Linked DNA regions of Mus musculus: region 2 is linked to region 1. The links are chromatin contacts, found by Hi-C or POLR2A ChIA-PET in ENCODE. All regions are on one chromosome and are shown on one strand. The core of a region is the stretch at or near the end of the contact, and the rest is flanking DNA. Distances in the headings are between cores, read along the strand shown.

What was found. A loop is a pair of places that touch in the nucleus more often than their neighbours do. ChIA-PET counts read pairs that join two places held with the same protein, here RNA polymerase II (POLR2A).
Region 2: a loop to region 1 is called in a map of heart, with 6 times the contacts of the local background. The contact joins the promoter of Cc2d1a here to the promoter of Dcaf15 in region 1. A Hi-C loop is called at or near these places in 7 of 37 maps with a recorded cell type or tissue (adrenal gland, heart and left cerebral cortex). POLR2A ChIA-PET finds 5 or more read pairs at or near these places in 3 of 5 experiments (Patski and embryonic stem cell).

What each region holds. Positions count from the first base shown.
Region 1 is chr8:84,102,073-84,107,105 of GRCm38, forward strand. It overlaps Dcaf15 (DDB1 and CUL4 associated factor 15), which reads right to left and starts at 2,725. Exons shown (of 13, transcript NM_001357322.1): 1 at 2,545-2,725; 2 at 884-981; 3 at 674-809; 4 at 92-198. The coding sequence starts at 2,676.
Region 2 is chr8:84,145,706-84,150,738 of GRCm38, forward strand. It overlaps Cc2d1a (coiled-coil and C2 domain containing 1A), which reads right to left and starts at 2,212. Exons shown (of 29, transcript NM_145970.2): 1 at 1,942-2,212; 2 at 609-744. The coding sequence starts at 2,001. It overlaps 4930432K21Rik (RIKEN cDNA 4930432K21 gene), which reads left to right and starts at 2,333. Exons shown (of 9, transcript NM_029045.2): 1 at 2,333-2,693; 2 at 3,133-3,180. The coding sequence starts at 3,153.

The sequences.
Region 1 (5,033 bases), core at 1,475-3,974:
TAGGGGTAGCACACCCTCAGCCTCGGGCCCATGAAGGGGCTGCGAGCCCACCCTGCCGGCCCCACGCCACCCTGCCTGCCCCTAGTCTCACTTGAAACCAAACACGATGACCTTGGAAGCGTCGCTAGGCCACTCACACACAGTCAGGTACAGGTCACTGTAGATCTCCTCGTCCTGGAAGAGCCGCACCTGCCGGACCTAAGCGGCATGCTCCATCAGTGCGAGCCTAAGGAAGGGCTACACCAGAAGCACACTAGCTAGAAAAGAGCTCCCATTGCAAGTGGTCCAGACACTCTCTGGCCTGAGCCAGAGAGAGCCCTGCAAGCTGGAGGGACCCTGACTGAATACATTACCTCTATGCCCATGGGAACAGAAACTGAAGTCGCCCTACCAAGAGGCAGGGCTCCAGGAGGAATGCTAAAGCCACTGTGACAACCTGTGTGAATCTAAGAAATCTGCCTGCATCCTGGCCCAGGCCAAGGCTATCAGATGGGCTATATGTGATACCTAAGCCAAACGAAATCACCAGTTTGACCTAAAAATTCAGCAACTCTCCAAGGGTCGCCCCACTGGTACAGCACTGCCATTTACACACAGGACACAGGCTGACTGATACAGGAGCAGCTGAGGCCTGCTGTCTGAAGGGTCAGCCCAGTGCAGGGCCTAGTCCTACCAGCTTGAGCTTGCTGTGGACGTTGAACTCCCACCAGTAGAGGTGATATATGTAGAAGGAGAAGTCGTCATCCCCACTGCTGCTGGTGTAGGAGAGGACATAGCGGCCACACTTGGAAAATCCCAGGAAGATATGGCTGTGGGCAGAATGGGCAGATGAGGACACGCCCACAGCCCGACCTGCCACCACCCAGCCTAGCTTCAGCCTCACCCTGCATAGAGAAAATCCTCATCTACGATGTTCTTGAGGGACACGCAGACCCTGGGGGGCAGCTTCCGGAAAAGACGAGGTGAGAGCTGCCCACTGATCTGGGGAAGAGACAGCCAGGGCTCTTTAGCCAAGCAGCCTCCCAGCCTCCTTCCCAGAGGCCGAGGCTTCCCCAGGCCCACTGCTGGGGCAGATGGAGACACCAAAGCCAAGTGACCTTACAAAGCACCCCACCCCCACCAAGGACCCAGGTTACATCCCAGCCGTAGCCCCGTTTGGATCCAGAGTCCTCCCAGCCCTAGCCCTACGTCTCCCTGTGGAAGGATCCCTCACTGGGACAACTGACTCCTTCCTGAAAACTGACGCATGAGACTAGGATGTGGGGCCATGCATTTATCTGCCTGCTCCCAATTAGCCCACAAGGGGACCCATCTCTCTCTTGATAATGTAGTTACTGTGCAGACTACAACTCACAGTAGAGGCGAGGACAGCTTGCAGGAGTCTCTATGTCCTCTCACTGCGTGGCTCCTGGGGATCTCACACATTATTAGGTTTGGTGGCAAGAGCCTATACCTATAGAGCCTCCGAACCAAAAGCTCCCAGTATTCCCAATGCTCCAATCCATTATTAAGAAAACCCCTTTCTTAATTAACTGCCAATCAACTGTCACACCCTAAAACATCACCAAGGAAGGATCTGAGGAAACAGGCATAAAGCTGACCACTGGGGAGCTATTCTGGCCCGCCTTCAAAAGATAGCCATCTAGTGGGAAAGAAGGCCTGGCACCTTGCCCCTAGTTCATCTCGACCCATGAAGGGAATGGCTTTGTCAGACAAGCCTTCCTGAGAGGATATAACCCTTGCCCAGGGAGTGTCTAGGCTAAGGGCAGAGCCACAGCCTTGCTTAGGGAGCACCAGGAAAAAGCACAGTTCGCCCTTACCCAGTTCCCAACTTCCTGTGCACATAGACAATCTTGCTCCACAGCTGCCCACCTAACATTATTCACATCCCTGTCCTTTCAGGTGTCCTCTGACAAGGGAGACAGAGCCCTAAGTGGCTTCCACTTTGAGAAGACCTGGCCCTACTCTGGAAACATTCCTCCATTCAATGAGTGAGGCAGACCTAGGTACAAGCACTAGATATAGAGATGGTCAGAGCTTGGACAGACAGGGAGCATCCAACAGAGGCTGCCCATTGTCGGTAGCAGGGGCTCTTCAGGGGTTTGGGGGGGTAGCTCCAACAAGGGGCAGTGCTTTGAAAAATCGGTCTAAACCAAGGTCTCCCCTTCCTCCAGATTCCTCGGACAGCTTCTACAGTAACCCGCCCATCAGCCTCCATCCCCGGTCTTTCCTCCATGATTCTCCCCGGCCTCCGCCACCCAAGCCCCTTCCTTCTTCACTGATCTCGCCTAGCAGCCTTCATTCAAGGCCCCCTGCAGGTGACCCGCCTCACTGGCTGCACACAAGTCACCAACCTTCGCCAGCCCAGCCCGCGCCTCAGCACCAGCCTCCACACCGCCAAACCCATCCCCATCCCCACCGCCCGGCCCGCCCAGCCCCCTCCCGGCCCCGCCCCCCACCTCGCCGCGCCGCCCTCCCTCCGCCGCCTCCCGCGTCCCCTCCTCCTCACAACCGGGCGCGCTCGCCTCAGACGCCAGGCCTCACCTTGACTCGCTCCAGCTGCTTGAGAACGTGTTCCCGCCGCCGCCCCACCGCCCGCTTCCCCCCGGTCCCCCCAGGGCCTCCGCCGGCGCTCCCGGCCCCGCTGTTCCGCTCCGATTTCGAGCTGGGCGCCATTTTCACCCCCTCCCTCCACTTCCGGAGCAACCGGTCCCTTAGCCCCGCCCCTGGCACTTTCTGATTGGCCTTTTCTCCTTACTGCGGCCGGCCGGTTGGGTGACAGCCGGCATTCCTTGTCGCTTCCCGCTACGCTTGTCCATCAAAGCTATCTTGGTTTTTGGTTGGTAAAGATGGTAACAGCTCCCGCCTTATTCCCGCCCTTCATTAAAGATAAACCACTCAGAAACCACTTTGGCGCTCCTCGGCCAAAAAACTTCAACTGAATAGGCGAAGATTTCTGTCAGGCTTGACATTGTCACGCCCCTGAGTGGGTTTCCGTGGAAACCACTGGCCGTCCAGCGGCCTGTGGGCGGGGCTATGGGAACCTGTGGTCCATAAGGGCCAGAATCTCCAGCCCTGGCTCTGGCTCAGGCTGGGAGGGCCGAGGCCTGAGGAGCATCCCTGGGCAGCTAGGGAGGAGACCAGGAAAAGGCGGTGGGGAAAAAAATGGCTCGTTTTAAAACATCTTCCAGGCCGGGCGTGATGGTTCACGCCTTTCCAGCACTTACGAGGCAGAGGCAAGTGGATCTCTTTGAGTTTGAGGCCAGCCTGAGTGAGTTCTAGGATAGCCAGGGCTACACAGAGAGACTCTTGTCTCAGAAAAACAAACAAAGAAACAAAACAAAGCATCTTCCGGACGACGATGACGATGATAGCATCAGACAGATATCATGCTGTTTTTAAAAAAATTAATTTCCATGGGTCAGGCGTGGTTCTGAGTTTGCACCTCCTGTGGAAGGCCTGTTAAGCCTATCATACTAATTAATAATGGTAATAAATATTACGGGACATGACAGCTTCATGCACCAGTTTTGCCTACATTCACTCAATCTCTGCAATGGTCCTTTATTTTACACGTGGAACAGGCATAAAGTGAACTCCCCTGAAGACATGGCACTTGTGTACCCAGACTGCTGGCTGCTCTTTTTACAGCCACATTCGGTTTATTGAGAACCCAGCTAACAGGACAGGTCATAAACAAGGAAATGAGTACCTGTCCTTGAATTCCAGGTATGGGTAGAAAGGCAGTTGGATGCAAAGTAGCTTTGTGAAGCGGGGGAGGAGGAATATTCCAGCAAAGACAAAGGTTTCTGGAGAGGTTCAAGACTAACCTGCCATGATGTATGGATTAGTGATGGGGACACTGCTGAGAGACTTACTAGGTGATCTCTTCTTTATGCAAAGACTGGAGGGCTCACTAGCAGCCCCCCTCCCCCCAGCATGAGGAGAAAATATGACCATGCATGTGCAGACCCAGCCTCAGCTGAATCATAGACTAGTGGACCCAGAGCAGGAGGGAAAGGAAGAGCAAGGAGGCAGTGTGTGTGTGTGTGTGTGTGTGTGTGTGTGTGTGTGTGTGTGTGTGTGTGTTTGTGTGTATGTGTGTGCGCGCGCACAGTGTACAGATGAGATTTTGCCCATGAAAGTGTATGAAAAGACAAGAGGTCAAAAATGGTCTTCTCACTCTCCACCTTAATTTAGGGATGAGTTGTTTGTTTGGTTGGTTGGTTGGTTTTGGTTTTGGTTTTGGTTTTGGTTTTGGTTTCTTAGGGCCTCACTGTATAGCCTTGGCTGACCTGGAGCTTGCTATGTAGACCAGGCTGGCCTCAAACTCAGAGGAAACCACTGCCTCCTGAGTCTTTCACTGAGCCTGGAGTTTGTGATTTCTGTTAAGAAGCAAGATCCACCCAAGGCTGCTGTAGTGGGGAAGGAAACTTTAAGGAGAAACCTGTTTTACTGCCCCTCCTCATCTTCAGAACTTCTACTACAGACACTCCTTCCTCTAGGAGGAGGGGCTTACTTGCTCCCTGGTATGGGCACTTAAATTAGTGTCTTTATAGAATGAGGGGAGCTGGGCATGCGTGGTGCTGCCTACCTTTAATTCCAGTACTAGGGAGGGGCAGAAGGTCTGTGAGTTCTAGGCCAGCCTGGTCTATATAGAGAGTCCCAGGCCTACCAGGGTTATGTAGTGAGACTGTGTCAATCAGTCGATCAATAGCAAACAAAACAGAAAGTAAACGGAGGGCAGTAGAAGTGATCTGGCAGATAGCTCCTTAACCAAAAAGCAAAGTATGACTGTCAGCTGTGGGCCATGTTGCTCTCATGACACATAATAGGTCTGAGGAAAAACACCTTTTTGGTTTTTTTTCTTTCTTTTTAGTTTCTGTTACTGTTGGTGTGTGTGTGTGTGTGTGTGTGTGTGTGTGTGTGTGTGTGTGTGTGTGTGTGCATGCGTGTGCGTGCGTGCATGCGTGTGCGTGCGTGCAAGGACATTATGGCATGCTTCTGGAAGTCAGAAAGCAGCATTTATGATT
Region 2 (5,033 bases), core at 962-3,461, 43 kb after region 1:
CCATCTTAAGATTTACTGTGTTTATGAACTGTATGCACAATGAACTGGTGACCAAGGGACCTGTGGCTCCCACCTGCGTGCCACCAACTAACACACATGCTACTTTCCAAAGGCACACACTTACCATCTATGCATTGAAACACCAATCAATACTTTGCTTAGAGCCACTGTGAATAGTGAAACCACGCACATAAACTGAAAACTATGAGGAGCTGGGAAGATGGCTTTATAGTTAAGACTACATCCTGCTCCTGCAGAGGACCTGAGCTTGGGTCTCAGCACTCACATGGGGTGGCTCACAACTACTTGTAACTTCAGCTCTGGGGAATCTGACATAGTTTGCTGGCTTCCATGTGTGTCTGCACACATGTCTCTCTTTCTCTCTCACACACACACACACCAAATTCTCAACAAAGAAGAAAAACATGGCAGGAAACAGATTGGAAAAGACCCAGTTCCACCCACAGCTGACCCTGACAGGATCACCCAGAACCTAGACTCTAGGAAGGTAGGGCTCCTGTTTTCCTGCCCCATGTCCATCCCAGTGCCTAGCTCCAAGTACTGCCCACAGCAGAAGTCCCAAAGAATATGTTGAGCATCTTTCTTACCTTGGCCTTTCAGTTTCTCTAGGGCCTGGGGCTGACCCCCCACCAAAGCCAGGAATTCAGCCTCCAGCTCCTCCTCATTAATCCCATCCTCGGGGATCATCAGGCCGTCTGGGGAGAAGTCAACCAGCAGACCAAGCTACGGGAGCAACCGGGCTCCAGTTAGACCTTCCATAGACCGCTCAGGCCCAGAGACCCGTCGGGATGCTGGAACCAAATCTCTACGAGGAAGCCATTTCTTGGAGAGACCAGGAGGCTGAGGAAGACACCCTCATACAATAACGTTCTTTATGCACATGGCTCCCCAGCAGCAGAGAACGCACCAGTGTGGGACTGGAAGGTGCACTCATCATTAAAGTGCTAACCCTAACCCTAGTATGTGCAAAGCTGGGTTCCATCCCAGCATGGCAAGGAGAAAAATAAATAAATAAAAGCCACGATGACTATGACAACAGTGGGGGCAAAGTTGAAGAACTGGGTCTTTTTTATAGACCTGCCCTTCTGCTTTGGCTAGTGACCAACAAAATATGATGAGTTACATGAAATTACCCTTTCTATAGGTCCAAATTGGCCAAATCTTAGCAGTTATGCATGGCTTCACCTATTGAGTGAAGCCATTAGTCACAGAGAGCCCAAGAATCCAGCGGCCACACTCCCTCTGTTCTAGCATTTTTCCATAAATAGTCTCAGTAAGTCTTTATAACTGCCCTTTAAGGACTCTTCTAGGCTTCCATTCCACAGGTGGAAAAACTGAGGCTCCAAACTACAAATACATTCAGTCAAATGTACCTAGGTCAGGGGGAACCTGAGCACAGAGCCCTGGGATCCCTGGTTCAAAGATGGGACAAATCAAACTCCCACAGGCCCTGAATCTGGGAGTATGGCTCTGGGCCACAGTCTTGTAGGTTTTCCTGTACACCTCTGGACTGACATTTCTGTCTGGCCAGGTGCTTCATCCTTGTGACCTTGACTAGATAGATCTCTGCGCCTCCCTTATCCTTAGTGTCCTCATCTGTACAATGGGTGTAGAGTGTGGCCTGACCCAGTTAATGCAAAGGCCTGAAAAGCCGGTCTGATTGCTTTCCCTTCCCGGTTGGAAGTGCTGCAGCAACAGGTGTTCCCTGAATCTGGGGTGTGAAGCTAGAAGCTGGATGGCCCAACCCAGTAGGCCATACACCTCACCTCGGGGGCGGGGCGGAGACCAGGGTTCACCTGGTGGCGAGGATCAGGCTTTTCTGGGGGTGGGGCACTCCCCGCGAGTGTGAGGAAGGGTGGAGAGAGACTCTGAGGAAGGGTGGGCAGGTACCCCTCGGTGGGTAGAGGGGCACACACTCACCTGGCGGGCAGTGACAGCACCTCGGCCCGGGGGTGCCTGGGGTCCATTCCTCTTGTGCATCTTCCAGGCTCGAAGCCCGGACTACCAGCCCCTGCACCTTTGCCTTGCCTTGCCTCTTCACCGAAGTCGAGTCTCAGAGCTCGCGCTGTTCCTGAGCCCTGAGTCCCTCCTCCGCGCCCGGCCCCCCGGGATTCTCGAGTTTGGGCCGCCCAGCTTCCGCCTTGGCCTTCAGGAGCGCGGCGGCTGGATTCGTGGGCTCTCTAGTTAAACTACAATTCCCGGCAGTCAGAGCGTGGAGGCGCATGCGCCTAGCATAAAGTAGGGCAGAGAGAAGGCGGAGCATGCGTAAGGTGTGTAGTCGGTACTACGCGTGCGTGGGGCGTGGCCTCACGGGCGGGAAAAAGAGAGAGAGCTGCAGGTGTGAGGGCGCGGCAGTGTGACGTCTGTGGCTCCACACCGCCGCACATCGTTCTGTTAGGCTTTGTGGTGGAGTGGGTGCGGGTGTGGGTGTGGGTGTGGATGCTCCTGCTCTCCCGTCTGTGGCGCAGGTCTTCAGGAGCCGAGTCCACAGTGTCAGGCCTCAGGCCTTCCTGTCTCCCACCGCCAGTTTGCCACGCGGTCCCCGTGACTGCCTATGTGGGTATTTTCTCAGAACGTTACGCCAGTGACCTAGGCGACCTATTCCCCATCAGATCCAGGTTGACCTCGTCCCGACTAAGGACAGAGCAACTTCCATTACTGCTGTGGCCCAGGTTGGTTCTGGCTTGCCATGGGTCCCACAGTCTGAAGACATTGGCCGGAAGCCACTCCTGACGCGGGGTAGCCCTCCTAAAGTCTTGTGTGACTTTGGTGGGTCTCCAGAGACCTCTCTGAAGCTTCCAAGTACCCCATGTCCCAGATAATTAAGCTTTGGGTGTGGGTGGGGGAGAAACGTAGTTGTCTCCAACCCAGAGACTCCAGCAGATACCGTGAAGAGGACGAGATCGTTCCTTCACACAGGGAAAGGGTGTGAATGGCTACCTGGCCATGGTCCAAGGTGGCTATGACCTGTCGCCCCACCCAGTGTCCTGCTGAAGACCAGCTGACTCCCCTCATCAGGCTGCCAGATGGGCCCAGTGGAGGAGGGAGACAGGGTACAGATGGGGACATACAGTGCTGGCAACAGCTGGAGAGTTTGTTTGTTGTTTTCAGATTTCTCAGGGAAAGATAAAATGAATAAGAAGAAACAGCGGAACTCAGGTATTTGGTTTATTCAAATTGGCTTTTTATTTTATTTTTATTTTTAATTTATTTCCAGGCAGAGTTTATGTATATCCCTGGCTGTCTGTCCTAGAACTAACTCTGTAGATCAGGCCTCAAACTCAGAGACAAACCTGCCTCTGCTTCCAGAGTGCTGGGATTAAAAGTATGATTCACCACAACCTGGCCTCAAATCGGCTTTTAAAATATTTATTTGAGGTACTAGGAATGGAACATGGAGCTTCCTGCATGATAAAACACTCTACCATGAAACTACATCTCAGACCCAAGGTGACCTTTTTAAACTTTTTATGATGTTTTTGAGATGGAGGAGGGGATTCTTGCCATGTGGGCCGACTAGTTTTATGTCAGTTTGACCCAAGTCATTTGGGAAAAGGGACTCTCAATTGGGAAAATGCCTCCAAAAGATTTGCCTGTAGCCAAGAGTGTAGTGTGTTTTCTTGATTAATGATTGATGTAGGTGGGTCCAGCTCGTGGGTGTGCTGCCTGGAGGCAGGTAGTCCTAAATTACATAAGAAAGCAGTTAGCTGTGAGCAAAAGCCCGTAAACAGCATTCCTTCATATCCTTTGTGAGTTCCTGAGGTTCCTCTCCTGACTTTCTCTGGTGATGGACTATGATATAAAAGTGTAAGTGGAATAAACCCTTTCTCCCTTGACTTGCTTTTGTTCATAGTTTTATGGTTTTTATAGTTTTTATTCCAACAATAGAAATCCTAACTAAGACATCATGTAGCCCAGGCTGGCTTTGAGCTTATGATCTTCCTGTCTCAGCTTTCCAAGTGTTGGGATGATAGGCCTGCGGCACCAAGCCCAGGTGTTCTGATGCTTTGTAAATGGAATCTCAGTATGGGGCTGCAGAGGTGACTCAGTAAAGTGCTTTCCAAATAAGCATGAGGACTTGACCCCAGTGGCCAGAACTGTGTTTAAAAAGCCAGGCATGGTTGGCCCTTGTTTGTAATCCCAATGACTTGCAGGTGAACAAGTACAGCCTACTTGGCAAGTTCCAGGTCAGTGAGAGACCCCCATAAAACAAGGACGGGGCTGGGGAGATGGCTGGGTGAGTTTGGTGCTTGCTGTGTGAAAAAGAGAACTCAAGTTTGGACTCCTAACACATAAAAGCTGGGTATGGTGGTGCATGTCTGTGCCCCAGCACTAGAGATGGGAAGTGGAGACAGCTAGTCTAAACACAACAGGAACCTCCAGGTTCAGTGAGAGATCGTCTCTCAAAGACAAATAAAATTGTTTTAGAAGATACAGATGAAGAAAGATGCCTAATATTGACCTCTGACTCCACATGTTCACCTATGCTCAGGCAAGAGCACTGGCATACACATGCAGGTGAACACACACACACACACACACACACACACACACACACACTCCCCAAGGTGGAAGGCTCCTGAAGAAGGACACCAGGCATCGTGTTCTGGCCTGTACACATGTACTCCCTCCCATACGCTCTCTTGCTCAGACTGACCCTGCATTCTTCTTGGGCTCGGGTGACTCTCCTACCTTAGCTGTCTAAGTAGCTGAGACCACAATACCACCACCAAACCCGTCTCCATAGCACTTCTTTCCCCACCCCCTTACCCCTCCATAGCACTTCTTAATAGCTGCTTCTCATCAGAGCACTAATATGACAGCCTTAAGCACCTTCAAAGATAGTGAAACTTTAGTACAGGCTAGTAAGAATAATAGAAATTATGGAGAAGGCTTATCATTTAAAAAAAAAAAAAAAAGAACTTTCTAGTGTTTCCCCGAGCCTCTGATCCCAAGGCTAGGAGACCAAGAAGTTTTCCCCACTTTAGGTTTCAGGCAGAAATGATTCCTGC